Linked DNA regions of Homo sapiens: region 2 is linked to region 1. The links are chromatin loops, found by intact Hi-C in ENCODE. Cell type or tissue: dorsolateral prefrontal cortex. All regions are shown on one strand. Links, peaks and the distances in the headings refer to the core of each region. The heading gives the core; the rest is flanking DNA.

What was found. Peaks named below come from ENCODE experiments on the same cell type or tissue, not always from the same donor. Only the 100,000 strongest peaks of a DNase experiment are listed, where the experiment ranks them.
Region 2: a loop joins it to region 1, with 5 times the contacts of the local background. A loop is called at or near these places in 73 of 110 quality-filtered maps.

Annotation. Positions count from the first base shown.
Region 1 is chr5:74,672,137-74,688,191 of GRCh38, forward strand. It overlaps HEXB (hexosaminidase subunit beta), which reads left to right and starts at 13,097. Exons shown (of 14, transcript NM_000521.4): 1 at 13,097-13,423. The coding sequence starts at 13,125. RefSeq lists silencers at 6,000-6,178, 12,785-13,124 and enhancers at 12,809-13,309, 13,815-13,864, 13,925-13,974, 13,985-14,074. In dorsolateral prefrontal cortex, for the core only: no CTCF peak of the experiment used is centred there; a DNase peak (open chromatin) is centred at 13,005; H3K4me3 peaks cover 3,112 bases; H3K27ac peaks cover 2,190 bases.
Region 2 is chr5:74,910,973-74,927,027 of GRCh38, forward strand. No RefSeq gene overlaps it. Among named protein-coding and RNA genes, the nearest start is that of FAM169A, 53 kb to the left of the region's middle. In dorsolateral prefrontal cortex, for the core only: CTCF peaks have their summits at 8,720 (motif pointing left) and 8,922; no DNase peak of the experiment used is centred there.

The DNA of each region.
Region 1 (16,055 bases), core at 8,015-16,014:
AGCGTCATGACTTTGTGAACTGTCAAAGTGGTCACCACATGCCCCTCATCCATCTCCCTGCCTGTGGTACACACTGCGAGCCCTTCAGGGAATGTACTCCTTGCTCCAATAGGGCAGCCCTCCAGGGAAGCCCAGTGTCCCCTCAGCTAACCAGCATATCTTCAACAAAAAAGCAGTTATTTTTCCACTTGCCTCTGGAGGCTTCCAGCTGAGCTTTCTGGTCCTTTGCACACTGCACAGCTCTTCGTGCCAATATTGCCCAGAGCACTTCCACCAGTGCCAGCTGCCTGCCTGTAAGTCCTGGTGAGAAGTGAGCCCTCACTCCATGCCCCAGAGTCAGATCCACAGCCTCTGAAGCTATAGACCACACTGAATGCCTCTGACAGAGAGCAGAACCAAATTCCAATCCCTAGCCCCCAAGAACATTCTCTCTCACGAAGACAAACTCCCCACCTCTCTCTAGACTTCTTTAAAAGGGAGGAGAGGGCAGGCTGACATGCCAACTGACAGCAATGCCCTCTTAGCAAACCCTGCACTGGGTAGCTAGTGCCATTTCTGCTTCCCTGAGAGATGTCCTGTCACACCTCCTTGTTCATATCCACACGTCAAATTAAGTCCTTTGTCTATTACATTTCCCAGTCCCCTCCCGGTTCAGCTTTCTCCATCATCTCATATACAAGACAAATCGTAGAGAGTGGAAGGAAGGTTAAGAAGGACTATTTTTAAGAGGGGTAGGAGACATGCAGTTGCCAACATGAACTTTGCCCCCAGTCTGGAGACTTTGGATTTAGAAACCTTAGAAGGTTTGCTTCTTGTGGCATCAGAGCAGCCTTTGGTCACCAAAATGTTTCCAGATGGATTCAGATTTTTTTTTCTTAGCATCTTGGTACTTGGTCTGCATTAACAGATCAAATGAATACCCAAATTATATAAATAGTATTCATTAATAGAAAAGGTAGAGAATTGGGGAACAAGATAGTGTGGATTCCCACCAGATGGCACTGTTTAATAGATAAGGAAGAGAAAGTTGTTTTTGTGGCTAATTTTAGCAAAGCAGGGAGAAATGCTTGCCAGTTGCCAGAGCAGATTTAACTCCAAGCCGTCTTCTTGCCCTTCTGGACAGGCCAGTTTAGCTCCCCCTTGCCAGATGGCACTCAATCTCAGTTTTCATAATTGCAGTGACAGAATTCACAAATATTTCGGGTTGCTTATGGATATGTCATGAGAGTAGAAAAATGTGATCATCTAATTTCAGGAGCTCCGTCCCTGCCACAGAATGTTCCCACTTCTGCAGGAGTTAGGCAGCTTTGCTTGCTTGTCTGCCCAGGTCCTAGGCTGTCCACCCACCTCAACAAATTGTATCACTGTCCATGGGGATGCTGAAGTGGCTCACTAGGCATCCATCCATCTCCCCTCCTCCCAGTGTGTCCTCCGGTAGAACAGAGGCTGGCAACTACACTTCCCAGACTCCCTTGCTGCTGGGGTTCCATGTTCTTTAGTTTCTGCTCATTAGATGTGATTGCATGAGCCTTGAATTCAGAAGTGAGTTAGGTGGAGACTGAGACAGGGCATGACGTATCCCTTTGCTGTGTAGACTGGAGCTGAAATGGTGTAATTCTAGAGTTAGCACCTATAGCAGAGGCTTCTCCATCCGGCATGCAGCTTCCTGGTCATGACAAGAGCAGTTACTCAAGAAATTTCAGCCAAGAGCCAAGTTCTTCAGCTCTCACAAGGATTCTGTGAGCCACTCGATACTCTGTAATTAGTTAATTCCTCCTAAAGCTAGCTGGAGTGGATTCTGTTCTGTCAATCTACAATAATCAAAAGGGTCAGAATTTAGTTATACTCAAAGTGTGAGGATGAACCACCCAGAAACACCAACTCCAAAGGAATGGAGTTGGCATTCAGAAGCAGGGAAGTAAATATTTCATTTGTATAGGTGGGAACAGAGGAATTTTTAGCAGAATTACAACATTATTATTCATGTGAGTCTGGCACATTCTTATAGCAATTTAATTGGCTATAGGCCATGTTTCTTTTTGAGAAGGGTACATTTGACATTTTTTAACAGAGGGTGTAATAATCATTGGTTGTTTGTCATTTGGTCTAAACAAACTAGAACAAAGGGGAAGTTAAATCTATAACAAGAGTCCAAGGTCATCAATTAAGAAGAAAGGAGGTTTTCAGCCAGGCGTGGTGGCTCAAGCCTGTAATCCCGGCACTTTGGGAGGCCGAGGCGGGCAGATCACAAGGTCAGGAGATCGAGACCATCCTGGCTAACATGGTGAAACCCCGTCTCTACTAAAAATACGAAAAAATTAGCCAGGTATGGTGGCAGGCGCCTGTCGTCCCAGCTGCTCAGGAGGCTGAGGCAGGAGAATGGCGTGAACCCGGGAGGCGGAGCTTGCAGTGAGCTGAGATTGCGCCACTGCACTCCAGTCTGGGAGACAGAGCAAGACTCTGTCTCAGAAAAAAAAAAAAAAAAGAAGAAGAAGAAAGGAGGTTTTTATCTCAGATGCCATTTATTTATCTCTAGTCATTATACAGAATGAGAAAAATAAGAAAGTAAGCTAATCTATAATCTGAGAACAGAAGTTGTAAGCATATGTGATGCGGATCACAGTCACATCTCTGTCAAGGCTTAAGGCATTTTTGGAGGTTCCAAAAAGCTTCTAAATTTTATTTATTTTCTCAGTTCTCTGTAACTAAGCATTGAATGACTGATAGATTATCTACCTGTAAGTCTGAGCTAGAAATCTGATAAATTTCCTAAATTCCTCTTTTCCTCATTTCCCATAGCTAGCTGATCCACAGATATTGTGAGGATATTATCTAAATAAGTTGTGGTAAAGAAAAAATTATTTGGACACCTGTCAAAATGATAAGGAAGCCTTTATTCAGGACTATTCCAATAGGTGTCAAGACTATTGCAACATGGGAGTCAGATCAGGCTGAACTCTGAATATTGCAAAGACAGCTGGAAATTTATAAGCAACCAGCAGAGTGAGGGGGTCAGTGGATGGCAATTTATTAAAAGGAACCATCAAAGGTAAGAGGATTCCTGCTGAAGGCAGGCCAGGGTGATCAGACATCAAGGATGGGGATGAGAAATTTAATCAGGTATCGAGAGCAATTAAATATCAACAGTGGGGGATTCTTACTAAACTAATTATCTGGATTCTTGCTAGAACTGGGCTATGGAGGTCCAGGGAGAATGGGGGCCAAAGTCGAAGTCTAGTCCAGAAGAGGCTTAGTCAGGTCTCAGAGCCTGACTAAAGTTTGGTCAAGAGAGGGTCTTTGTCAGTTGATACATAAAAAAGTGCTCAGCAAAGAGCAACAAGAGGCTCCACTAGTTCTCTTTCTCCTCCTCATTTTGCTATTATGTGAGGCCATTCTGTGAGGGAGGAGAAAGCTCAGTGGATTTAAGTAAATGAAGGTCACTGCCCCTGGAGCACACAACTGAGGGTGCAAGTGATGTGGTCAGAGAGGTGGTCAGATGCCAGATTCTGCCACACTGTGCAGGCCATATTAAGGATCCTATATTTTATTCTAAAGACAATGGGGAACAAGCCATTGAAATGTTTTAAGCAAGGAAGTGATATGACTGACTTTACATTTTACAAAGATGACTTTGTTAGCTGTGTTTCCACAGCTGACTGGGGTCGGGGGGTGAGGTGGTGGTATAAGCAGCAAGTGGAAAGATCTCTCCAGGCCAACACCTAAAGTTCTACTTCATTCTTGTATAATCTCTCAGAGGAAATTGAGTGGGGAGGGAATCTTATGAATAGCAGCAACAAAAAGAATGAAGCATGCCTAACAGGAAATGTGAAAGACCTAGGTAGAGTATAAGACTTTGGTGACAAGCATAAAATAACTTTATAAATTAACAGAAAGTATTTCTAAGTGGAAAGCCCCAATATGGCAAAGATGTCAGTTTTCTCTGAATTGAGCTATAATGTGAATGCAATTCCTATCAATAGCAGTTTTTGTTTTTTGTTTTGGACCTTGTCAATCAAGTCTTTAATTTCATATGTAAGGAAAAATTATTTTTGTTATTATTATTATTAATACAAGTAGAGGAGTTTATTTGGGCCAAGCTTGAGTAGTGCAACCCAGGAGCATAGATTCAAATTGCCCTGAATATACACTCTGATTACGAACAGTTACAAGTGCACTTTATTTCTTGTAAAGACGGTGTCTCACTATGTTGCCCAGGCTGGTCTCAAACTCCTGGCCTCAAGCAATTAATCTTCCCACCTCAGCTTCTGGACTGAAGTGCCAGTCCAAAGTGCTGGGACTTTAGGCATGAGCCACCATGCCCACATGCAAATTTTTAAAGGGCAAGAAGGGGCTGGGTGCAGTGGCTCACTCCTGTAATCCCAGCACTTTGGGAGCCAAGGTGGGTGGATCGCTTCAGCCAGGAGTTCAAGACCAGCCTGGCCAACATTGTGAAACCCTGACTGTAGTAAAAATACAAAAATTAGCTGGGCGTGGTGGCACATGCCTGTGATTCCAGCTACTCGGGAGGCTGAGGCAGGGGTAGTGCCTGAACCTGGGAGGCGGAGGTTGCAGTGAGCTGAGATTGCACCACTTCACTCCAGCCTTCATGACAGATGAGATTCTCTCAAAAAAAAGGGGAGCGGTGCGGGAAGGTGGAAGAAGGGGCAGTTCCTAGTTGTTTATCCAGAATTTACATTAAAATAACATAAGCTATTGATTGGCTATACATTGTTCTCTGGTTTTTTGTTTGTTTTGTTTTGTTTTGTTTGAGACGGAGTCTCACTCTGTCACCCAGGCTGGAGTGCAGTGGCGGGATCTCGGCTCACTGCAAACTCCACCTCCTGGGTTCATGCCATTCTCCTGCCTCAGCCTCCCGAGTAACTGGGATTACAGGCGCCCGCCACCACACCCCATTAATTTTTGTATTTTTAGTAGAGATGGGGTTTCAACATGTTGGCCAGGATGGTCTCGATATCCTGACCTCGTGATCTACCCGCCTCAGCCTCCCAAAGTGCTGGGATTACATGAGTCACCGCACCCAGCATACGTTGTTCTTTGCATCACAAATTCCAGAAACATGAAGATAATGAATGAAGCAGCTAGAAAAAAACAAAATAAACAATTGCCCCCAAGCATAAAGGGAGGCCAGTTACACATTTGCATGACTAAGTTCCAAACTCTTGCCTCTCTGGGCCTGCAGATTTCACATAGGTCAGACTGCTCTGAGATATTTTCATTTTCTCTGGTGGTAAAGGAGAAATATGATAAATATCAGTTTTACTCTCAGATTCTATTGGGGCAGGACAGCTGTATTGCATTCTATTAAACAGTTTGCATTTCTTTTCTTCTTCTTCTTTTTTTTTTTTTTTTTTTTTTTGGTACTACTCTCAGAGGTCCATGCCAAGTTCAGCTCTCTTTGCCAACACCAGCAATTCAACAGTGCACCTTCATAACAGGTCTTTATTTAATCTTCTTCCTTTCCTGTCTCGCTCTCCCCACTGTCACTGCTTCTTTTTGGAATTATTTTCCAAAGAAACTACCTCAAATTAAGTCTTTTTTTATTATTATTTTTTATGCTTTATTCCAGTAGCTTTTGGGGTACAAGTGGTTTTTTGTTAAAAGGATTAATTATATAGCAGTGAATTCTGAGATTTTAGTGCACTGGTCACCTGAGTAGTGCACAATGTACCTAATGTGTAGTTTTTTTAGCTCCTTTCCCACCCTCCCCTTTCTGAGTCTCCACAGTCCATTATATCGCTCTGTATGTGGAAGGAAAAATTATTTAAAATAGGAAGAAATTTTAGAAATAAAACAATGTGTGTGCATGCTCTTCAAGATATCAAAGCATAACTCAAAATTATAACGATTTAAATAGTGCAGCCAGGAGCAGTGGCTCACACCTGTAATCCCAGCACTTTGGGAGGCCCAGGAGGGTGGATCACCTGAGGTCAGGAGTTCGAGACCAGCCTGGCCAACATGGTGAAACCCCGTCTTTACTAAAAATACAAAAAATTAGCTGGGCATGGTGGCAGACACCTGTAATCCCAGCTCCTTGGGAGGCTGAGGCAGGAGAATCACTTGAACCCAGAAGGCGGAGGTTGCAGTGAGCTGAGATCGTGCCATTGCACTCCAGCCTGGGCAACAAGAGTGAAACTCCATCTCATAAATAAATAAATAAATAAATAAATAAATAAATAAATAAATACCATGCAATATTGACTGCATAGCAAGTGGCCCAGAAAGAAATATGCAGACCAACAGAACAGAATAAAGAGCCTCATCAGAACTATACAGCTTTAAGAAAATTTAGAAGAAACTATACAACATGTTTTAAATCAGTGAGGAATAGCCTATTCAATATATGACATTTTCATGATTGGCTAGCCATTTGGGAAAAAAAAAGCCTTACCTTAACTATGCACAAAAATAAACATCAGCTGGAATAAAGCATACAATTCAAAAACAAAACTATAAAAGCCTTGGGGAAAAAAGGGAATTTTTATCATCGTTGAATGATCATGAATCCTAATCAGGACAAATCCCAAAACCATAAAAGGAAGACTGACAAATTTGATCTAAAAAAAAGTTAAAAGCTACCGTAAAACAACATACCACATAAATAAAGGTAAAAGAAAATTAACAGAAAGGGAGAAAATATTTGTAATATACAGCACAGATGGATACTCCATTTAAAAATCACCCATACAAATCACTAGAGAAAAGAAAACAACACAAAGGGCAAAAAAGGTTCTTAGTAGAAGTTATAAAATGGTTATTTTATTCAATTTCACAAGTAATCAAAGAAGTGTAAATTAAAACAACTTACAAAATTGAAAAAGATTAATAATGTGGAATGAGGTTGTAGAGAAATGGATACTCATACACTGTTGCCGTTTTTGGGGGAAAAATTGGCACTATCTACTAACATTGAATTGTACATATCTTAAGCCTTGGTAATTTGCTACACAGCAATAGATAAATAATCCTTGGGATATATAAACTGATACTTGGAAGTAGGATGCAGCCATAACGAACACCTTAAATATGGGAGTGATTTTGGAATCTGGCAGTGGACAGAAACTGGAATGACATTGAAGATAGGGTTAGTGAAAGCATGAGGTACCTTGAAAAGGCTTTTAGTAGAGGTATAGGCTTGAAGAGACTCACTTTAAAAGAGTGAGGACGATATTATTGGAAACTGGAGAAATAGATCCTTCTTATGCCATGGCAGAAAGATTAGCAACACAGTAGCCAGCAGTAATGTGGAAAGTAGATGTGTCCACCTAAGAGAATTTGTTATCTAACTAAGGAGATTGCCAGCTAGTGTTCAGGGTGACTTCTAGCATGTGAGCAGAGCAAGATATGCTAAAGGGAGGACTGTTGGCCAGGCGCGGTGGCTCATGCCTATAATTCCAGCACTTTGGGAGGCCAAGGTGGTGGATCACTTGGGGTCAGGAGTTTGAGACCAGCCTGGCCAACATGGTGAAGCCCTGTCTCTACTAAAAGTACAAAAATTAGCTGGGAGTGGTGGCCCACACCTGTAATCCTAGCTATCTGGGAGGCTGAGGCAGAAGAATCACTTGAACCCGGGAGGCAGAGGTTGCAGTGATCCGAGACTGCACTACCGCACTCCAGCCTGGTGACAGCGCGAGACTCCGTCTCAAAAAAAAAAAAAAAAAAAAAAAAAAAGTATGGCTTTCAGGCAGAAATCAAGTCCAGGCAACCCCAGGAAAACATGGTCTAAATAGGAAACCCAAGTTGTAATTATAAAATCCCTTAAGACCTCAGAAAGATCTATTGTGGTGTCTTAGAGTACCTTTCAATCAGACAAAATGTCCTCTAAATATTTTAACAGTATGACTGACAAACCCTCTCAAACAATAGAGCGTATCTTGAAGAGATGTGTGGAAGTGGCTTTTGTCTAATGGCATGAACTTCAGTAAGATTAACAAGGAACCAACACAGTCTTTAACAGCAGAAACACTGCCAGCATGAACTGAAAGGGATACTATCTTTCATGAAAAAGGAAGGATGACTCGCAAATCAGAACTGCCCACAAGGTGACATCAAGAGCCATAGGGAATTATTTTCAGTCTTTGAATCCGGATCAAGGAACTTCAACATTTGCCTGGCTGGATTTTGGAATTGCTACAGACTCGTTGTTGCCTCTCATTTTTCCCTTTTTGAACAGGAATGTTTACAGTGGTTATTTTACACCTGTCCACCACTGTATTTTTGTGTCGGGGAGGAGTGGGAGGCAGATAACTTGCATTTAGTTCACAGGTCTTCACACTAAGAGGAACTGTACTTGAAGAACTTTAAGGAACTGCATCCTAGGAATCTCACCCACACCTGGATGTAATTTATATGCTAACATTCTGGATTTCAAGCTGCTTTTCTAAAGGGATGAGATTTTTGGGGTTCTTGGGAGAAAGGGAATGTGTTTTGCATGGAAGAAATAGAAATAATTTGTGGTCAGAAAGTATACTCCTCCCTTCAAAAGGTGGAAGCTAATTCCCCTCCCCTTGAATGTGGGAAAAATAAAAGCAAGGGAAAAATAACAGCAGGTACACATGTTAGGATTCCATTTTGGGGATATTTAGCACACAGTGCACCCAGGTGGAGAAACTTGATTCAGATTCTGATTAGACTAGTAGGTTGATGGTCTTTAATTAAAGGTCTGATTTTACCCTATAGAAAGTAAAAATCCAGTGATGCATTTTAAGCAATGGTGTTACATGTTTAGAAAGGTCCTCAGGGAAACCAGATACCATACAAATGAATTCAGTGGAAACACATTTGCTGTAAATCCATAGTGGTCCACTTTTTCATATTTCAGTCATCTGGGGAAACTTTGTTTCAGCTCCATGTTGTTTCAATTCCATGCGTTAGCTTTAATTAGCTGTGGTATCGTGAGCAAACCATTTAGTTCTTCGGGGCCCTGGAGCCTCAACATAGTCCTCTAAAATGGGGACAATAAAACCTACCTCTTAAGTTGTTTGGGGATAAAATAAGAGGATGATAATAATATGTCTGGCACCTTGTTGTTGGTGAATAAGTTGTAGTGATTATTACTTAGACTAATGGAGCTCAACAAGGTGATATTTGGCAATATCTGGAGACATTTATGTTTTTTACCACTGAGGCTCAGGGGTTGGGGGTGGTGCTACTGACGACCAGTGAGTAGAGCCCAGTTGCTACTAAACATCACGTAATGCACAGGACAGCTCCCCAGAACAAAAAACCATCTAGCCAAAAATGTCACTAGTGCTGAGGTTGAGAAACCCTGATTTAAAATATAACCCAAGCTGGGTGTATTGGTATAGGCCTGTAGTACTAACTATTCAGGAGGCTGAGACATGATTGCTTGAGCCCAAGCCCAAGTCCACCCTGAGTAACATAGTGAGACCCCATTTCTAAAAAATAAAATCTAACCCAACCATGAGTATGTTAATATTGTTCCCGTGTTATAGCACCCTTTTAAATAATGAGTCAGAGTTAATAACGGGGTGCAATAAAAAAGAGATCTGATAGTTTCACAAGATCTCAGGGCTTGGTGAATGTAACTCCAAATCTTCCTGAAACCACCCTCCATCACCCTAATTCCTAAATGCCCACAGTCATTCCCACCGATAATTTATCTCTTCCTAGTCTTCTAGCCTTCAATTTCCTTGCATCTGAGATCCACTCTTAAACTCTTCGGTGACTTACTTCTAAGGAATATAATGTGGTAGCAGTGATGCATGTCACTTACAAGATTACGCTATATAAAGGCATTGTGGCTTCCTCTTTGCTGTCTTTCTCAGATCATTTGGTTGGGAGAAGCCAGCTGCTATATTGTGGGTATGGCAAGTAACTCAGGCTTTCAGCCAGTTGCCAGCAAGAAACTGAGATCTGTTGCCAACAGCCATGCAAGTTAACTTAGAAGTAGATCCTCCGGGGCTGGGTGCGGTGGCTCACGCCTGCAATCCCAGCACTTTGGGAGGCCGAGACGGGCAGATCATGAGATCAGGAGATCGAGACCATCCTGGCTAACACGGTGAAACCCCATCTCTACTAAAAATACAAAAAATTAGCCGGGCGTGGTGGCGGGCGCCTGTAGTCCCAGCTACGCCGGAGGCTGAGGCAGGAGAATGGCGTGAACCCGGGAGGCGGAGCTTGCAGTGAGCCGAGATGGCTCCACTGCGCCCCAGCCTGGGCGATAGAGCGAGACTCCGTCTCAAAAAAAACAAAACAAAACAAAAAAAAGAAGATCCTCCAGCACTAGCCAAGCCTAAAGAAAAAAACCTTCAGACAACTGCAACTTCATGAGATAATCTAATCCAGAATCACCCAGCTAAGACTCCTAAATTCCTGAACCACAAGAACTGTGAGATATTTATCTTATTATTTATCTGTTGTTGTTTTAAGCTCCTAAATCTTGGAGTAATTTGTGACACAGCAATAGATAGCTAGTATGCAATGTGAAGTTGTAATTAAGTATATAGTAATTGCAACAACATAAATTGATGATTGAATCTTGGAAACATTATGCCGTGCTTCCATTGACAGTAAAAAGTGGCAGTAAAGATGGATATTGCAAATTATATTTGTCTTAATTATAAGAATAGGGGAGAATAGTGTGCCACTGAAGTTTTCTTTTATGGAAGAATTTTAAACATGCACCATGTAGGGGTGGAAAGATGTGATACCTTTCCTCATCCATCATGAGTCATGGCTGACACTCTTATAACAAAAGAGCAGATTAACACAAGGAAAGCATAACAGATTTATTTAATCAGTTTTACATGACATGGGAGCCTTCAGAATGAAGGCTCAAAGACCCAGGAAAAGCTGCCTATTTTGATGTTTAGGTTTGATGCAGAGCAGACAGCCAGGCAGAAATGCGATTGGGCAAAAAGGATATGATCAACCTAATGGTAATAGAGAGGAGAAACCTGGCAAGATGTGTCTGTTCAAATTCTTCTTGGCCTCTCTGTGTGGTATTCCTTCCTCCAGGATACGGTGCAGGGCCACTCTGGAACAAAAGTCTTGAGAGCCACTATCAGACAAGGTAGGTCAGAGAACCTCTTTATGGCTGGCTCCTACAGAAAGACACGGCAAGATTAGAGTAATATTTCTAGATTTTATGACTGGCTTTGGGGGCATAGGGGCTCTAGTTTCTTCTTTTTTTTTTTTTCTTTCTGAGACAGAGTCTTACTCTGTGGCACAGGCTGGAGTGCAGTGGTGCAATCTCGGCTCACTGCAACCTCTGCCTCCCAGGTTCAAGTGATTCTTGTGCCTCAGCCACCCAAGTAGCTGGGATTACGGGCGTGTGCCAGCACATCCAGCTAATTTTTGTATTTTTAGTAGAGATGAGGTTTCACCATGTTGGCCAGGCTGGTCTCGAACTCCTGGCCTTAAGTGATCCACCTGCCTTGGCCTCCCAAAGTGCTGGGATTACAGGCGTGAGCCACCATGCCCAACAGTGGCTCTAGTTTCTGTGACCCATTTTGAAAAAGAGGAATTCTAGTTTCTATGGCTTGCTCTGGGGAAGAAAGGGGAGCAGGAGAAAGAAAGGCAGGAGAAGGTCAGAAAGATCTTCTGACTCTCTTTTCTTCAGTTCCAAGTATTCAACATGCCAAAGTGCCACACTTTGGGGTCTCATTTTCTGAGGCCCAATAATCATTACATTTCTTTTCTTTCTTTTTTTTTTTTTTTTAAGATGGAGTCTTGTTCTTGTTGCCCAGGCTGGAGTGCAGAGGTGTGATCTCAGCTCACTAAAACTTCCACCTTCCGGTTTCAAGCGATTCTCCTGCCTCAGGCTCCTGAGTAGCTGGGATTACAGGCGCCCGCCACCACGCCCAACTAATTTTTGTATTTTTAATAGAGACGGGGTTTCACTTTGGTGGCCAGGCTGGTCTCGAACTCCTGAACTTGTGATCCGCCCTCCTTCGCCTTCCAAAGTGCTGGGATTTCAGGCGTGAGCCGCCGCACCTGGCCTAATCATTACATTTCTTTGAAGTCTTTCCTTAAAGCTCTTCCACCCTCATTTTCAGAATACTTATATAGCAGATCTGTGGTTTTGGTCTGCCTAGCGTTTTCTCCTTCTGGTAAGAGAACACCTCTTCTCCCTTTGGCATCTCCAGTCCGTGTTCGTCATGTGACTTCACTGGCTCTTCCTTAGGGATGGGTTATGAAATCAAACTTGTCAGTTGGGATCCTTTATATCGGGACCCACACAGATGAGCCAAGATGTTCTCTCTCAGGATTCCTTGGGCATGCTCTGCCCCAGGGAGTTCTGATAGGAAGGCTTTATTGACCACAGCTGAAGTGCTGTTACAGAAAAGCCTAGACTTAGGAGCAAATAAACTCAGCTCTCATCTCGGTTATCTGGTGGTTGGGCTGAGAGGAGAAAGGTGCTCCTCAAGCTTGGCTTCTCCAGCTTCACCGAAGCCAGGGATCCACAGGAGAGCGCCCGTGTTGACAGCGTGAGCGGCGACCCGGTGTCGGCCTGGCGTCCCGAGCCTGTGCACTGGGCCGTTTTCTTTTTCTTTTCTTTTTTTTTTTTTTTTTTTTTGAGACGGAGTCTTGCTCTGTTACCCAGGCTGGAGTGCAGTGGTGCGATCTCGGCTCACTGCAACCTCCGCCTCCCGGGTTCAAGAGATTCTCCTGCCTCAGCCTCCCGAGTAGCTGGGACTACAGGCACCCGCCATCATGCTCGGCTAATTTTTGTATTTTTGTAGAGTCGGGGTTTCACCAATTTGGCCAGGCTGGTCTTGAACTCCTGACCTCAGGTGATCCGCCCGCCTCGGCCTCCCAAAGTGCTGGGGCTACAGGCGTGAGCCACCACGTACGGCCAGCACCGGGCATTTTTCTTACTTTAGCCATCCCGTGTTTGAGGTTGCTGTCTGGGCTCTGCTCCTACCCGAGGGCACCCCTGGAGGAAATTCTCGAGGTGACCTGGACAGGGCGGGCTGGGCGAGGACGCTCCCGGGGCCTGGAGGCGGAGTCGGGGGCGGGCGCGCGCAGTCATCTGACTCGGTGACTCACCCGCGGCCGCGCTTCCTCTGATCCGGGCCGGGCGGGAAGTCGGGTCCCGAGGCTCCGGCTCGGCAGACCGGGCGGAAAGCAGCCGAGCGGCCATGGAGCTGTGCGGGCTGGGGCTGCCCCGGCCGCCCATGCTGCTGGCGCTGCTGTTGGCGACACTGCTGGCGGCGATGTTGGCGCTGCTGACTCAGGTGGCGCTGGTGGTGCAGGTGGCGGAGGCGGCTCGGGCCCCGAGCGTCTCGGCCAAGCCGGGGCCGGCGCTGTGGCCCCTGCCGCTCTTGGTGAAGATGACCCCGAACCTGCTGCATCTCGCCCCGGAGAACTTCTACATCAGCCACAGCCCCAATTCCACGGCGGGCCCCTCCTGCACCCTGCTGGAGGAAGCGTTTCGACGGTGAGCGCTCCCGGCCCGGCCGGGAGTTGTCCTGGGGGAGGGGAGAGGCGGACCACCCCGGAGCGCTGTGCAGACCCTCACCACCCCACTGCGCAGACGAGAAACCGCCTGGGAGCTGGCAGGCGATCTGCCCAGCGCCACATGGACTGAACCCACGCTCTTGCCCCCACCCTCCTACTGCTTCTTAAGGGACACCTTGGGTGCTCAGGAACCCTGGTTTGAGAGCCGGATAGTAAGTGGAAGAGGGAGTTTGCTCTGAGGCCTTGTTGGGCAAATGGCATGGACGGAGGGGACACCGGAGCTGGGGAGGAAAGTGACAGCTCCTTATTTGAAGGACGTGCAAAGGGATAAGTTACCCGAAGGGCTTAGACAAGCTCTCTTGAGGGACCAGGAATCCCCCAAAGCTGACTGTCATTTATAGGCCAGTTTCGCCCCCTCACCTCTCCTCACATCTCCTGGTAACAGCTCAAATGGCAGAAGTCCTCAGTTTCGAGCACTGCCTAAAACTGCCCTCTCTCCTAAAATCTCTTCCATATAAAATGTGACATGTTTGCATCTGACTACGTTTCTGCGGTCAGTGGTTAGGCAGTATCCAACTTTGTTTCTCAACACCGATCATGTTGCCTGCTCTCCCTGCTTCCTCTTTTACAGACCCCTAGATAGCGCCTCTGTCTCTCTCACCCTTTGGCTGCAGACAGGGTGAGTTTTGTCATGGGAGTCAGCCAATCACACCATAGACAAGGCAGGTTCCCCTGGGGAGATGTTTGAAGACGCCACACACTGTCCCCTCAGTGTGAGACCTGTGTAGGTGGGACTGTCCTGAAGGCGTATCGTGCCCTGCAGAATTGTAATTTGGTGCTAACTGTACTGCCTCCTGGCATTCCCCAAGCCTGTCGCTGTACCCAGTGGATACTATAGAGCTTAAGTGTGCTTGCAGGACCCTGAACAGGTGGGGAGGGAATGTCAAACTAACTGAATAATGTGTTCTGACCCCAGATAGGACAGGTGCCTAGGCTCAAGCTGCAGAGGCCCAAGATGCTGATGGCAGAAATGGTTCATTCTCTACAATCAGAAGGCTCATGGTTTCCTTCTGTTTTGTACAACTAAATGGGTATTATCAGTCTCTATTTTAGACACACACACTAATGAGCCTTTGGTATCCAATCTGCTAAGGCCAGAGTGGGGTTAAGATGTAGAACCAAAGTGTTTGGTTGCATTGGGATATTCAGAAAGATTGCATGGAAAGTACATGAAGGTTGTCTCAGAAGATCATGACTAGGGTTGGAAATCTTTTTAAAAACAAACACGCTTATTATGTTTGCCTTGGAGTTCAGCTTGTAGAATTGGATTTTCCTTCTGTGTCATACTGCTAAGTAAAACAAGGACTTGGTAATATGCTGAACTGACTGTGACAAGAAAGCATGGGTGATGTAAGTTAACAATAGGTAGATAACCAGGACTTAAATCAGCTGAGATGGTTCGAAGGCAAGGCTTGGTATTTCAAGGCATGTGCGGGTGATTACCTGAAGAGTTTGCCTAACTCATGGCCTCTGAGTGAAGCAGCCATTAATTATGCCTGGTATTATTAGGAAGCAGGTCATAAAATGTGTTGGCCCTTATGGCTAAGACTTGAAGGCATGCATGTGAGCATTCTAGGAACTCAGAAGGAGCAGCAGGTATCTCAGAGTAAAAGCACAGTGGAGTTGGAAAGATTTGGAAATATGGGAGTGTTCACAAAGTGCGACGTGGTCAGGAACACACAGTCTAGGCCCCAGATTGTTCAGCATCACATAGCCCCTGTCTCTGAAGAGCCCAGGTTGTATCACAAACCTTGCTTTGAAACAGTATGCTTTTTGCAGGCAGAGAGTTTGGCTGTTAGATGCATAGCTGCTTCTTTAGCTTCTAGAACAGCGTTCATCACATGCTAGTCACTCATTTTTAAAAATAAACAAATAGCTTCACTCCTTCATTTCCTGGAAGGCTAAACTAACCCACATACCTTTGACATACTGCCTCACAGCCCTTTGAGTTTTCTGTTAGAATTTTACTACCTAGGGTCAAGGTTCTAAGCCAGCTTCCAACTCTGATCTCAAAGCTGCCAGCAGCTTTAATTTCTTTTTTAAAAAAATTTTAATTAAGGAAAAAATACACATAACATAAAATTTACCATCTTAACCTTTTGTAAGTATGTATTTCGGTGGTCTTAATTTCCTTTTTAATCTGTCAGGGTTTTCCTATGAGAAGGGCCCTCAACACCTACATCCATTCCATTCTCTCATTGGTTAACTTCCATACACTTCCAAACATGTCAGAATTTTCCGACCTCTTCTGCAAAAAAGCATAAGACGTTCTTACACATAAGTAGCATATATAACCTTCTGGCTTACCAAAATCTGTAAAATATTATTTAAACAGTTGCCCTGAAGCCTATCTGATCTTTTTTATTTAGTGCCTTTACATTTTTATTTAATATTCTGATTTTTGGATACCAAAAACAATTGCTCTGAAGCCTGTCTGATCTTTTTTATTTAATGCCTTTACATAATTTTTATTTAATGCCTTTACAGAATTTTTATGTATTTAACATTTAATGCCTTTACAATATTTAATGCCTTTACAGAATTTTTATTTA
Region 2 (16,055 bases), core at 4,983-12,982, 240 kb after region 1:
GATGTTGATACTATTCTTTTTGTTAGTTTTCCTTCTAACAGTCAGGCCCCTCTGCTTCAGGTCTGCTGGAGTTTGCTGGAGGTCCTCTTCAGACCCTATTTGCCTGGGTATCACCATCAGAGGCTGCAGAACAGCAAAGTTTGCTGCCTGCTCTTTCTTCTGGGAGCTTCATCCCAGAGGGGCACCTGCCAGATGCCAGCCAGAGCTCTCCTGTATGAGGTGTCCGTAGGCCCCTACTGGGAGGTGACTCCCAGTCAGGATACATGGGGGTCAGGGACCAACTTGAGGAGGAAGTCTGTCCCTTATCAGAGCTCAAACGCTGTGCTGGGAGATCCGCTGCTCTCTTCAGAGCTGTCAGGCAGGGATGTTTAAGTTTGCTGAAGCTGTGCCCACAGCTGCTCCTTCCCCCAGGTGCTCTGTCCCAGGGAGATGGGAGTTTTATCTATAAGCCCCTGACTGGGGCTGCTGCCTTTTTTTCAGAGATGCCCTGCCCAGAGAGGAGGAATCTAGAGAGGCAGCCTGGCTGCAGCGGCCTTGCTGAGCTGTGGTGGGCTCCACCCAGTTCAAACTTCCCAGTGGCTTTGTTTACACTGTGAGGGTAAAGCTACCCACTCAAGTCTCAGCAATGGTGGATGCCCCTCCCCCAACCAAGCTCAAGTGTCCCAGGTTGACCTCAGACTGCTGTGCTAGCAGCAAGAATTTCAAGCCAGTGGATCTTAGCTTGCTGGGCTCCACTGGGGTGAAACCCGCCACACCAGACCACTTGGCTCTCTGGCTTCTGCCCCCTTTCCAGGGGAGTGAATGGTTCTGTCTCACTGGCATTCCAGGTTGCACTGGGGTATGAAAAAAAAAACTCCTGTAGCTAGCTTGGTGTCTGCCCAAATGGCCACCCAGTTTTGTGCTTGAAACCCAGGGCCCTGGTGGTGTAGGCACCGGAGGGAATCTCCTGCTCTGCCAGTTGCGATGACCATGGGAAAAGCGCATTATCTGGGCCAGAGTGCACCATTCCTCCCAGTACAGTCTCTCACGGCTTCCCTTGGCTGGGGGAGGGAAATCCCCCGACCCCTTGTACTTCCCAGGTGAGGTGATGCCCCACCCTGCTTCAGCTCGCCCTCTGTGGGCTGCACCCACTGTCCAACCAGTCCCAGTGAGATGAACTGTGTACCTCAGTTGGAAATGCAGAAATCACCTGCCTTCTGTGTCGATCTCACTGGGAGATGCAGACTGGAGCTGTTCCTATTCAGTCATCTTGCTAGCAAATCAAAACAAGTGAGTTTTATGGTATGTAAATTATACCCCCAGCAAAGCTGTTTAAAAAAATAAATAAGTCCAGAACGAAGAAGTTAGTGCCTTGCTGCTGCCCAGGGAGTAAATACAATGCTTTAGCAGAAATGTCAGGGCACTGTTCAATTTTCCTACATCTATCAGATCATGTCAGATAGAAGTTCTGAGGGACGCCCAAGAAACCATCCTGATTAGACTACACAAAGTCTGTGCAGACACAGTGAATTCTCCTTACCTTGGGGCCATCCAGCCTTAATGCTTTGTTGTACGTATGTGTAGAGGAAGACGTGTGCTTCAGTGGCAAATTATAGCATGCTTTTCTACATGGCAGATTCTAATTCCTTGGGAGTTATTGTACAACACTGTATCTTATAGGTAGCAGATACAAATGCAAAATGGTTTTTGTCTATAGACATGCAAATTCTGTCCTGTCCAGCAGAAGTGCAACTGACTTCTTTCCCCCACTGTGGAGGAAGTGAGTGTTGCCTGCATTTGCACATTCATTGCAATATTCCGGCTAAATAAATGTGTCTGCTCTTTGGCTTTTCCTTTTTTTAAGTTTATTTTTTATTTATTTTATTTTTTAAGACAGAGTCTCACTCTGTTGCCCAGGCTGGAGTGTAGTGGTGCGATCTCGGCTTACTGCAACCTCTGCCTCCCGGGTTCAAGCGATTCTCCCTCCTCAGCCTCCCGAGTAGCTAGCTGGGACTACAGCCATCCGTCACCATGCCTGGCTAATTTTCGCATTTTTAGTAGAGATGGGGGTTTCACCATTTTGGCCAGGCTGGTCTCGAACTCCTGACCTTGTGATCTGCCCACCTCAGCCTCCTAAAGTGCTGGGATTACAGGTGTGAGCCACTGCGCCTGGCCTTTTTATTTTTTATTAGAAGAGATAGGGTCTCACTATGTTGCCCAGGCTGGACTCAAACTGCTGGCCTCAAGTGATTCTCCTACTGCTGCATCCTAAAGTGCTGGCACTACAGGTGTGAGCCACAGCACCCAGCCTGACTTCTCCTTTGAAACGATTTTAATTTTAGTATATGTGCTGCCAAAGCGAGCACATGAACCAGTTTTAATACTAGACTGATTCCTGAATTCTGAGTTAAGCAAAATCTTTAACATGTTCATTTTTTTTCTGAATAAGAATAATGATTTTATCTTTTTATGTAAATTACTTTTAACACATTGGTTTTTAATTTTTTTTTAAAGAGCAGTTTTAGGTTCACAACAAAATTGAGCAAAAAAGACAGAGAGCCCCTATAAGGCCCTGCAACCCCTCTTCAGCTATCCCCACTACTGACATCTGGCACCAGAGTTTTATAATTTGTTATAATTTATTAGAATTGATGTGTTTACACTGACACATCATTATTATCCAAAGTCCACTTAATGTTTTTAAATATCAATAAGTTTTTTGTCATCTTCATAAAATCTCAAGGTAACCTTTCTAGGAATCATTCTATCTATCTATGGTCTAGATTAAATCCCCTAAACAAGCGAATTCAGCCTGCCCTTTCAGAATTCTGCCTTGACAGTTTATTTCTGCCTGGGTGTGCTGCATGTTATAATAGAATGGCAATCTCCATCCACAGAGAAGCCAGTGGGAATCCTTAGAGAGCGAGAGGGTAATGTTCCTCTTTCAACTCTCTGTATCAAGCATGCATATATTCTTGTGCTTTATTTCATAAAAGAATTAAAATGAATTGAACTGAATCTCATTTCACAATTCACTTGGTTGCTTGCACCAGAAGCCTGTAATCATTTTAGACTCTCTCTTTCCTTCTCTTATTTTTTGGTATTCAACAAATCTCCATCAGGGACTTACTGCCCATGTACCTAACCTGGGCAGTAAGGTCTGCACTACCAGACCCTGGAGATAAAATAATGCGTGCAGTCCCATTCATGTGGAGCTCATGATAGATAGATAGGGGATACAACAATCACATAATCACACAAAGATATCATGAAAACATACTGTGAAAGATACCCATAGGTCCGGTTTGGTGGTTCATGCCTGTAATCCTAACATATTGGGAGGACAAGGCAGGTGGATTGCTTGAGCCCAGGAGTTTGAGATCAGCCTAGGCATCAAGGCAAAACCCCTCTACAAAAAATACAAAAATTAGCCAGGCATGGTGGTGTGTGCCTATAGTCCCAGCTACTTGGGAGGCTGAGGTGGGAGGATTGCTTGAGCCCAGGAGGTTGAGGTTGCCTTGAGCTGTGATTGTGCCATTGTACTCCAGCCTGGGCAACAAAGTGAGACCCTGACTCAAAAAAAAAAAAAAAAAAAGAAAAAGAAAAAAAAGAAACCCATGACTTAAAGCAGGGTCCCTGATTTAGGGGAGTAGGGTGGGGGGTCAGGGAAGGCTTCTCTAAAGAAATGACATTTGGGCTGGAACCTGAAGAATGAATGAAGGTGGCCAAGGGGTGTGTGTGTGTGTGTGTGTGTGTGTGTGTGTGTGTGTGTGTGGTGTATGCACAGAATGGGTGTGGCAGTTAAGTAGATCTGACCAGAGGGCAGCTAGGGGAAATTCTGTGAGGAGGGAAAGAGCATTCTGGTTGCTACAAGGTCACCATGGCTAGAGTTGGGGCAGAGAATAGAGAAGTGAGGCTGGTGAACTAGACAGAGGTCAGTCACTGGAGGTCTACGTTTTTTTTGTGTGTGTGTGTGTTTTTTTTTTTTTTTGAGATGGAGTCTTGCTCTGTCTCCCACGCTGGAGTGCAATGGCGCAATCTCAGTTCACTGCAACCTCCACCTCCCAGGTTCAAGCGATTCTCCTGCCTCAGCCTCATGAGTAGCTGGGACTACAGGCATGTGCCACCACACCTGGCTAATTTTTGTATTTTTTAGTACAGACAGGGTTTTGCCATGTTGGGCAGGCTGGTCTTGAACTCCTGACCACAAGTGATCCACCTGCCTTGGCCTCCCAAAGTGCTGGGATTACAGGCATGAGCCACACTTTGGTCTATTTTAAGAGCAAAAGGAGGCCATTAAAATATTTGCATACTTTATAAAATACTCCAAATTTGAAAAGATCATTTTATGGAGTATGGTTGGGTGATTGTGGCAGTGGAGTTTGAAAGAAATGGAGGGACACAGGAGATATTCAGAGAATAAAATAGAAAGGAGTAGGTGATGGGCTAAATGTGGGAGGAAATACTGGAGAGGGGTGAGTGAAGGTGAGTCCTAGATTAGCAGCTTGAACCACCAGCTGGGATCTCTCACTGAAGCTGGAAACACCAGAGGAGGCTATATTCCCTCATTCCCTGTTTTAGTCTCAGCAAATCCCTCTAGCTTATCTCATTGGGTTTGATTCCTTGCTTGAAGGCAGTGAGTGGTCACTCTCCTGTCCCTAGAAAATGACCAGCATACTCCCAAGACAAATGAAGATTTTTCAAAATAAAAGCCAGGAGAGGGGGCTGTCTTGTGCAACATCTCTTTCAGGTCCAACTACACAAATGCCCCTGAACAAAGACACATTTAAAACTGGCCAGCTTCTTGAAATGGGGAATGGAAAATGCTGAGAGAAAGAAAAAACATTGAGTTGGAAAAAATAAGTAAGAGGAAAGTGGAATTTGTAGTTCAGGAACTTAGAAGGCGAGAAAAGTCATCTCTTGATGATAATTCCCAATAGGTCACATCCAATTAATCACCAAATTCTATTGATTCTGCTTTCTTAATAATTTTTGAGTTTCTTAATAATTTGTGAATTGACCCTGTCACCCCTAGTTTCACTGCATGAAGTTATACAGATAAGACAGGAAGTTTCCTGACTTCTAGCTGTGAAGACTTCATTTCACCATCTTTATCCAGAGTGGGTGACCACATTCTCACAGCTTCTTTACCTGAATTTCTGTAAAACCAGTGATATCAGGATGGTGTTTGGCTGTAGGTAGCAGAAAAACCCAAACATAGTAGCTTAACCAAAGAGAAATGAACAGTACAGAGCAAGAGGCAGCAGCTTGAAGAAGTTATCAAGGATCCAGGTACACCCCCAAAGCTGCATTCCAGGTAGGAAGATGAAGTGAGAAGGGAAGATGGTTTCTGATCAGGAAAGTAGAACATTTCTAGAAATTCCCAGTAGACTTGCACTTTTGCCAGAACTGTTGTCACAGCTACCTTAACAGCAAGGGAACATAGGGAATATAAATACTAAGCAGTGGATTTTTTTTCCAGTGGTTGTTTTGTTTTTTACTATAAGGAAGATGGGGAGAATGAATAAGCGCTAGGTCAATGATAGTATCTACACACAAGGCCCTTCAGGATTTGGCCCCTGACTCTTTCTAAAACTATCCCCCTTCTCTCTCCTTCAGGCCCCATTGCTCCAGGCATACCTGCAAGTCTCTAAATTTACCATGCTGTCACAAGTCCATACAGCTCTGCACACGTTTGTTTGTTTGTTTTTTCCTGGATTGCTGTTTTTCTTTCCTTCCAAACTAGATCCTAGTTTTCTTTCAGACTTCAACAGCAGTGTAATTTCTTCTCACAAGTCTTTCTGGTCTCCTCTTCTCTTTTCCTATAGTTTCTCCAGTTTATCTCTCTCTTAGGTGGCACTTCTCATGCCACACTCTGATAATTGGTTTGCTGGGTCATGAGCTGCTCAAGAGTAGAGACCGTATTTCACTCAATGCTACTCACAACAGTGTGAGTCATTAGGAAATGTTTGCTGAACAAATAAATCCAGCCCTATGTTCACTTTCCTTAGCGGCTGCTGTGATTGGAATGTGTCCCTCAAAGTCCATGTGTTGAGAACATAATCTCTAATGCAACAGTGTTGGGAGGTGGGCCTTCCTAAGGGGTGATTAGATCTTGAGGCCTTCTGGCCTCATGGATGGATTAATGTTGCCATCTCAGGAGTGGGTGAGTCATGATGAGAGTGGGTTTGTTATATAAGCGAGTTCAGCTGTCTTGTTTGCTTGCTCTCTCTAGCACATGCTCTCTTGCCCTTCCACTTCCTGCCAATGAGATGACCAGTATGAAGGCCCTCACCAAACGCAGCCCCTGGATCTTGGACTTCCCAGCCCTTAGAATCATGAACCAAATAAAGTTCTACTGTTTATAAATTATGCAGTTTGTGGTATTCTGTTATAGCAAAAATGGACTAAGACAGTGACCTAGTCACATCCATCTTCCTCACCTTTACTTTCACTCACTGCAAATTAGACATGAAGTTACACAGACGAGACAGGAACGTTTTTGACTCCGCACTATAGCTTGGTGCATTGGTTTTCTAGAGCTGCCATAACAAAGTACCACAGACTGGGTAGCTTAAACAACAGAAATTCATTTTCTCATAGTTCTGGAGACTGGAAGTCCAATGTCAAAGTGTCAGCAGGGTTGGTTTCTTCTGTCTCTCTCCTTGGCTTGCAGATGACTGCCTTCTTGCTGTGTTCTCATGTGGCCTTTCCTCTGTATGCACACATGTCTTGTGTGTCTCCTTGTGTGTCCAGATGTCCTCTTCTTATAAAGACACATGCACTTTGGATTAGGGCCCACCCATAGGACCTCATCCTAATTTAATCAACTTGTTTAATTTAATCATCATATCTTCAGTACAGTCCTATCCTGAGACACTGTGGGTTAGGATTCCAGCATGATTTTCTGGGGGGAGGGGCACAATTCAGTCCATAAAACTTAGTCTTCTCCATGTGCTGATTCCCACAAAGGACCCAGTGAGTGGCAGGCTCCATCGGGAAACTCATTCCAAGTCCTGGCCTTGCCCTAAAGTAGGGGAATTTGGAATTATTGCTCCTTTCTAGAGTAGATCAGTGTAAAGAGGGGCCCATGATATGTACTGAACAACCCCAACCCTTGTGGGAAGCCCCAGAGGACAGCCAGGACACTGGAGAAGGAGACATGGCAAATGCTTCACCATTATCTTTTAAGGATCTTTGGAGTAGCTGAGAGCATCAACCTCCTTTTCTACAGAATATTTTCCAAACCGAGAGGAAAGTAAAATTTTCTTGATTCTCCCTTCCTTTCCTAACCTCGTCTATCTGGCACTGGTGGAAATTGCAAAAGATAATAAGGTAAACAAAACACAAAGAGGCAGAAACATAGTTTGCACCATGGACTCTTGCATAAGTGAAAAGCGGGCAAAGAGTGTGCCTTGTTCATTTGCAGAGACTTTGCAGCCTGTTACGAACTGAATGTTTGTGTCCCCCTATCCCCAAATTCATATATTGAAGCCCTAACCTTCAGGATTTAGAGTAACAAAGTAATTTAGGTTAAATGAGGTCTTAAGGGAGGGCTCTGATTCAATAGGATTAGTGTCTTTATAAAAAGAGACACTAAGAAGAGTTTTTTCTCAGGCTCTCTCCATTCACATACCCAGGAAAGGCCGTATGAGGACACAGTGAGAAGGTGGCAGGAAGAGACCCATCACCAGAAACCAAATTGACCAGAACCTTGATCTTGGACTTCTAGCCGCAGAATGATGAGAAAATAACTTGCTACTGTTTTAGCCACCCAGCCTATGATTTTTGTTATTGGCAACCTAAGTAAAATAAGACACAGCTTTGGGATATGCTTTCTACATAGTGAGTAGTCAATGAATGTCAAATGTGTAGATATATAATGATTTGTTTATAAAAAAGAGTTCTGTTAAAAATAACTATCTGAAGATTGTGACTATGGGTGATTTTCATTTGGTTACTTACTTTTCCATATAATCTGAACTCTTTACAGTATAGGTATATTACACTGTAAAGTTTTTTAGAAAGAAATTTTAAAAGCCTTATCTCATACATAGCTAGATGGCTTAATACTCACGACACAGTAGGATGTAGTCATGGGTCACAGAGACAATGTTCTGGATCTTAGAGCAGCAGACACATCCCTTGTGGGCTGCGCATGATGTCTCCTAACAAGGCAAAGCCGTCTGTTAGGGTGAATTTTCTGAAAGTCTGCTTATATATGCTAGGATGGATGTCACAGGTGTGAGCTCTGTAAGGCTGGGGACAGTGTCTGGTTTTGCTCATCATTATATTCTCAGTACCTAGGACAGTGGCACATAGCAGCTAATTTTTTCTGTTAAAAGAAAATAAAAACCATCATTCAATGATTAACTACGCAGAGTAATAAATATTCGATGAACAATCAAATGAATGACTGAAGGGCATCCCAGACATGAAGTGATTATTTCTTTTGAAATTTCAGAGTGAATATATCTGACAAGAATCAAGTTACAGGAGGTCGAGGTGGGGAAATGAAGGAGGGCCCGGGTGGCATGCAGAGGAATAAACCACTGCTTGAACCCCACTTTCTGAATTGCCGAGCTACTGTCCCTTGTTCTCTTCAGTACACTGTTGCCAATTGTTGGGAGCCCCTAAAATTCGGAATTAATGAACCTATCTGGTTATGGAGATCCTGGCTTGTTGGGAATTAAGTTCAAGAAGGCTTAAGATTTCAATATAATTTGTGTGCTAGGGACCTCTTGTGGTAACTCTGTGTACTTTATCTTTCAGCACCTAGAAATAGACACGCATGCGTGCGCGCACATCCCCCCCCCCCCCACTTCAAAGTGAAAGAATTATTATTATTTGGAAATATTTTTAAAATGTTATTTTTAACATGTTAAATGTTAAAAATGTAAAAATACAAATATTCAATAAATGTCTAAAATTTTTCAATATCTCTTGTAAAGAGATTTAGGCGGGGCATGATGGCTGTAATCCCAGTACTTAGGGATGCCAAAGCAGGAAGATCAAGACCAGGAATTTAACACCAGCCTGGGCAACAAAGTGAGACCCTGTCTATACAAACAAACAAATGAACAAAACACAAAACAAAACTGGTGTGGTGGTGGTGGCACGCATCTGTGGTCTCAGCTACTTTGGAGGATGAGGCAGGAGGATTGCTCAAGCCCAGGAGTTTGAGGCTGCAGTGAGCTATGATCATTCCACTGTACTCCAGCCTGGGCAAAGGGGCAAGACCTCATCTCTCTCTAAAAGAAAAATAAATTTAAATTAAAGGATGTGTTTGTCTTAAAGAATTTTAAAAAGGACTAGTCCCAGTGTCAAGATGAAGAAAACAGGCATTCCTGTATGTTTGGTAGGAGTGTATATGGACACAACAATGAGTACAACCACTTATTGGGGAAAAAATTAGGCCTTACAATTTCTTTAAAATGTTCATATTTCCTGACCCAGTAATTCCACTTCTAGGAAATTTTCCAGTAGGAAAGATAGAAAATACAGATAGGTTTCGCATATTAGGATTTTCATCAAGTTATACAGTAGAAAAAACAAGCCAAAAAAAGAAGATAGTTCAGTAAATTATATATTCATATAAAGTGATATTACTTACTTAAAATTGTGGTTTCAATTAATATTTATTGACATGGAAGAATACTTTTTTTGAGATGGAGATTCACTCTTGTCACCATGGCTGGAGTGCAACAGAGCCATCTTGGCTCACTGCAACCTCCGCCTCTCGGGTTCAAGTGATTCTCCTGCCTCAGCCTCCTGAATAGCTGGAATTACAGGCGCCTGCCACCATGTCTGGCTAATTTTTTGTATTTTTAGTAGAGATGGGGTTTCACTATGTTGGCCAGGCTGGTCTCGAACTCCTGACCTTGTGATCTGCCCGCTTGGCCTCTCAAAGTGCTGGAATTACAGGAGTGAGCCACTGCACCCGGCCAACATGGCAGAATACTTATATGTGAAGGGAGTAAAGCAGAACATAGATCAATTACAACTGTAATTTATATATATACATGACAGATGGAAGAAAGGAAAGAAAGAGAAGGAAGCAAGGTTGGAAGGAAGAGAGGGAAGGAAGGAGGAAAGACATGAAAGAAGAAAGAAAGATGAAGCTGGAATGCTAACAGGTATTATTTTTGTGGGGAAGTGTATTGAGCCATTTTCTATTTCCTTCCTTAAACTTCTCTGCATTTACCAAAATTTAGACAATAAATATTCCATCAAAAAAATTAAACAAGTAATATATAGTCTTATTATAAAACATTAGTTTGGATTTTACATTTTTAAACTTAGAGCCATACTATTTATAGATATTGTTCTAAAACTAGCTTTTCTCATTGTATCTTTTGGAGATAGTTCTATCTCAGGCTTTACAGTTCAGACTCACTCAAATAAATATATATTTTTTTATTCTGAGAAACTTTTAGTTGTTTTTGTTTTGTTTTAAGACAGGGTCTCACTCTGTCACCCAGGCTGGAATGCAGTGGAAGAATCTGGGCTCACTGCAACCTCCAGCCTCCTGGGCTCAAGCAAACCTCCCGCCTCAGCCTCCCGAGTAGCTGGGACTACAGGCGCCCGCCACCACACCTGGCTAATTTTTTTGTATTTAATGTATTTTCTGTGGAAAACTGGAAGTTGGAGTACCTTTCAAAAAATTAGGTTTTTTTTTTTTTTTTTTTTGAGACAGAGTCTCACTCTGTTGCCTAGGCTGGAGTGCAATGGCGTGATCTCTGCTTACTGCAACCTCTGCCTCCTGGTTTCAAGTGATTCACCTGCCTCAGCCTCCTGAGTAGCTTAGCAGAGGCTTACCACCATGCCCAGCTAATTTTTGTATTTTTAGTAGAGCTGGAGTTTCACCATGTTGGTCAGGCTGGTCTTGAACTCCTGACCTCAGGTGATCCGCCCAGCTCAGCCTCCCAAAGTTCTGGGATTACAGGTGTGAGCCACTGCGCCTGGCCAAAATTAATTAGTTTTTTTTTTAAGTGAAAACTACACACACACACACACACACACACACACACACACACACACACACACACGGTAAAAGATGAAAGCAGTCCAAAAACCACTGTTCCTCTTACCTCAGATCCCTAGGTCTCCTTTCTCTCTCTCCAGAAGAAACTGTTAGCAGTTACAGATGTACTCCACTAGCATATTATTTGCGTAAAAATAGTGAGTCCAAATCCGTCTCTGACCCCCTTTACTAAAACACAAGTGGGAATGTACTATATACATACTCTCCAATGCCATGGGATTTTAACAAAATATAACAATATATCTAGTAGACTTTAAAAAAAAACACATAATGGGACTTCAGAAGAATTAAAAAAATAAGTTGGGAATATTTACATTACTGGCAATATGATAAATATGTTGAAAACTATTTCCGCTATAAAAATATAAATGCTACATAAAATACAATTTTTAAAAACACATGTGGCTGAGTTAGTAAAAAGTGAGGGACCAGCTCTATGGGAGGCCGAGGCAGGCGGATCACGAGGTCAGGAGATCGAGACCATCCTGGCTAACACGGTGAAACCCCGTCTCTACTAAAAATACAAAAAATTAGCCGGGTGCGGTGGCGGGTGCCTGTAGTCCCAGCTACTCAGGAGGCTGAGGCAGGAGAATGGCGTGAACCCGGGAGGCGGAGCTTGCAGTGAGCAGAGATCGCGCCACTGCACTCCAGTCTGGGCGAGAGAGTGAGACTCCGTCTCAAAAAAAAAAAAAGTGAGGGAAATGAAACAAGGGTAGGAGCCCAGAGAACTGTGGAGTGAGGGCTGAAGATGTCAGCTCTCCCGAGGGCATCAGCTCCTCCCTGAGCCATCTTGAGTTCCTGCTGTCTTGTTAAAATTGTGGTAAATTGGCCAGGCCCGATGGTTCACGCCTGTAATCCCAGAGCTTTGGGAAGCCGAGGCAGGAGGATCAGGAGGTCAGGAGTTTGAGACCAGCCTGACCAACATGGTGAAACCTCGTTTCTACTAAAAATACAAAAATTAACCGGGCGTGATGGCATGCACCTGTAATCCCAGCTACTCGGGAGGCTGAGGCAGGAGAATCGCTTGAATCCGGGAGGCGGAGGTTGCCGCGAGTGGAGATCACGCTACCGCACTCCAGCCTGGGTGACAGAGCGAGACTCCATCTAAAAATAAATAAATAAATAAATAATATAAAAAAATAAAAAAAATTGTGGTAAATTATACAGAACATGAGGCTTACCATTTTAACCATTTTTAAGTGTCCAATTCAGTGGCATTAAGTACATTCACCATGTCGTGTAACTATCACCACTATTTCTGAAACTTTATTTCCTGAAACAGAAACTCTGTCACCATTAAGCAATAATCCCCGTCTCCCTGTCCCCAGCCCGCCCCTGGAAACTACTATTTTCTTTTTCTATGAATTCAGTTGTTCTAGATACCTTGTAGAAGTGGAATCATACAATCCTTGCCATTTTGTCTGGCTTACTATACTTAACATAATGTTTTCTTTTCTTTTTTTTTTCGAGACGGAGTCTCGCTCTGTCACCCAGGCTGGAGTGCAGTGGCGCGATCTCGGCTCATTGCAAGCTCCGCCTCCCGGGTTCTTGCCATTCTCCTGCCTCAGCCTCCCAAGTAGCTGGGACTACAGGCGCCCGCCACCACGCCAGGCTAAATTTTTTTGTATTTTTAGTAGAGACGGGGTTTCACCGTGGTCTCGATCTCCTGACCTCGTGATCCGCCCGCCTCGGCCTCCCAAAGTGCTGGGATTACAGGCGTGAGCCACCGCGCCCGGCTTAACATCATGTTTTCAAGGTTCATCCATGTCGTAGTGTGTATCACAAGGTCAATTTTGATATGGCTAAACAATATTTTATTGTATGAATATACCACATGTTGCTTATCTGTTCATCTGTCTACGGATACTTTTGTTATTACTTAATTTTAGAGATGAGCCTTGCTCTGTCGCCCAGGCTGGAGTGCAGATCATAGTACACTGCAACCTTAAACTCCTGGGCTCAAGTGATCCCCCGTCTCAGCCTCCCAAGTGGCTGGCACTATAGGCATGAGCCACTGTGCCTGGCTCAGTAATTACTTTAATAGATTAAACATGCCAATTAAAAGACACAGATTGGCTGAATGGATTTTTTTTAAAGGGTGGATAAAGATACTCCATGGGAATTGTCAAGTTTTTGTTGTAAAGTCTATTTAGTCTGATGTAATTATGGTTACCCTACTCTCTTTAGGTTCCTGTTTGCATGAAATATCATTTTTTACCCTTTCACTTTTAGCCTATGGGTGCCCCTTAGGTCCAAAACGATTCTGTTGTAGACAGCACACAGTTAGATCTTGTACAAAATAACTTGGAGAATGCATCTATAGGTTATAATTAAAGTCTTATAATAGCTGGGTGCAGTGGCTCACGCCTGTAATCCCAGCACTTTGGGAGGCTGAGCGGGGGTGGATCACCTGAGGTCAGGAGTTTGAGACCAGCCTGGCCAACATGGTGAAACCCCATCTCTACTAAAATTACAATAAAATTAGCTGGGCGTGGTGGTGGGCCCCTGTAATCCCAGCTACTTGGGAGGCTGAGGCAGGAGAATCACTTGAACACAGGAGGGGGAGGTTGCAGTGAGCCAAGATTGTGCCATTGCACTCCAGCCTGGGCGACAAGAGCGAGACTCCATCTCAAAAAAACAAACAAACCAACAAAAAAACTCCTACAGTGAAAACTTTACTACAATAAGGGTGCTTGCTTGGACAAGGATGTTCAAACACATATACACAAGAACGCTCAAAATGTATCAGCTTCAATTCTTTCAGAGTGAGCCAAAATAATTTAGGGGAAAAATTATTTTGACTAAAAATTACATAATGAAATAATGACTAATAATGACAGAAGCATTACAATCTAAGCACCATGAGGACCATGCTAGATTTTTTTTTTTTTTTTTTTTGAGGCAGGCTCTCACTTTCTTGCCCAGGCTGGAGTGCAGTGGTGTGATCATGGCTCACTGCAAATTTGAACTTGTGGGCACAGGCAATTCTCCTATCTCAGCCTCCCAAGTAGCTAGGATTACAGGAGTGTGCCACTATGCTCAGCTAATTTTGTAATTTTTGTACAGGTGAGGTCTTTCCGTTAGCCAGGCTAGTCTCCAACTCCTGGCCTTAGCAATCCTCCCACCTCGGCCTCCCAAAGTGCTGCTGGCATTCTAGGCATGAGCCACCACTCCCAGCCAAAAAATCCTTCTAATCAGAAGTTCATTTTGAGGTATTTACGTTGATGGTAGTGTTTTGTTGTCACTGAGCACAACTTTGTCCCCAACCCTTTTTAACAGACACAAAGTAGACATCAAGTGGCTAAGGTGGTATACTGAATTTCTACTCTTCTAAGATTTTTAAAAATAATCAAATATTTGTAAGACAGCTAGCAACCTCATGAGCAAAAAAAAAAAAAAAAAAAAAAAGATCTGAAAGCTTTGTAGGATAAATTCAGAATTCTTTTTTTCACCTCTAGATGGTGCAAACTAAAAGTAATTTCTGTTTGTCAGGGTTTAGCTATGATAGATGAGTCCTAATACCTTTAGGTTTACTTTTCCTGTGTAACTATATAAAAGGCATTCCTGGCCTTATTTATCACAGTTTGCTTAGTTTATTTCTGAATACACTTACTTATGACCTATAGAAGTCTTAATAAATATGGAAGATCAATTTTACTAAATGCTCCTAATTGTCACTTTTTTTTTTTTTTTTTTTTTTTTGAGATGGAGTCTGGCTCTCGCCCAGGCTGGAGGGCAGTAGTGCAATCTCGGCTCACTGCAACCTGTGCAGTAGAGACAGGGTTTCACCATGTTGGTCAGACTGATCGTAAGCTCCTAACCTCGTGATCCGCCTGCCTCGGCCTCTCAAAGTGCTGGGATTATAGGATTACCACCACGCCTGGCTCAGTCTCAGGCATTTCTAACAATGCAAGAACGGCCTAACACAGCCAGTACCTCTCATCCATGGAGTTGTCGCTGCTTTCCTGAGGGCAATGTTTGTCCTTCGGTGGCAACTTAATAACTGCTGACTGACCTTGAACTCTCTCTCAGAGCATATGGAATGCCATCAGTTTATCTTCTACACAATTCAAAGTATTACTTCTAAATGTGAAGAAGTAATGGGCCATATTTTCCACTTTGAGCATATGTTGTAAAATGATGAGATAGCTCAGAGTTTGAAATCTTAACCAACTAATGCCTACTATAAGCATTTCCCTAGGAAATTTATATCTGTATAACACTGGTCTGTAGGACAAAAATTAAGGAGCAATTGATGTGATTTTGACAAGAAGCTGTTCCACAAATTCTATTTTTTAGTCGTTAGCCAACTGAAATAAGGTCTTAAAAGCAATATTCTGGGGACAAGCCCTAAAGACCCTCCAAGTACATTGGGATCATATTGTCTGGGCCAAACAAGACAATAATATCTATGCCATCCCAACTGAGTAAGTTTATATATGTGAACCACAGACCTGACTGAAGACAATTCCAAGAGGTTGAGCATTTTACAAAATATTTTATCTCTCTGGAATCTGAAGGTTTCAACATTTAAAAATTTTCATGTTAGATACTCATATATGCCAGTAAATTTGCATTTGTATATGATTTGAACTATGAGGTTTTGAACAGATTATTTCAACAAAGCAATGTACTAGTTCTGAAATTATTCTTATTTTAAATATCATTTGCATTTCTGTAAATGGAAAATTATATAAAAAATTCTAGCTCTTTTGACTGTCATTAGTATTTGACTAACACTGACTCCCCAAAGCCCTAAAAGAAAATAGCAGGAGTTGAAATTTCAGTTGCATTGGAGAAAATATGTACTTTGTTCCCTTAGAAATAAAGGAGAGCATGTTAGATGACCAGCCATGAAGAAGCTTGTCTCAATATGTTTTCTTTTGAAGCTCTAAGATAAAATAAGAGCTGTGCATATTACTGGGTATGAAAACCATCATGAACAAAAATCCAACACTGAGTGTTGCCGAAATGATACCAGTGTTGGTACAGAATTATATGGACAGGATAGGGGGCATTCATTATCCCAGAT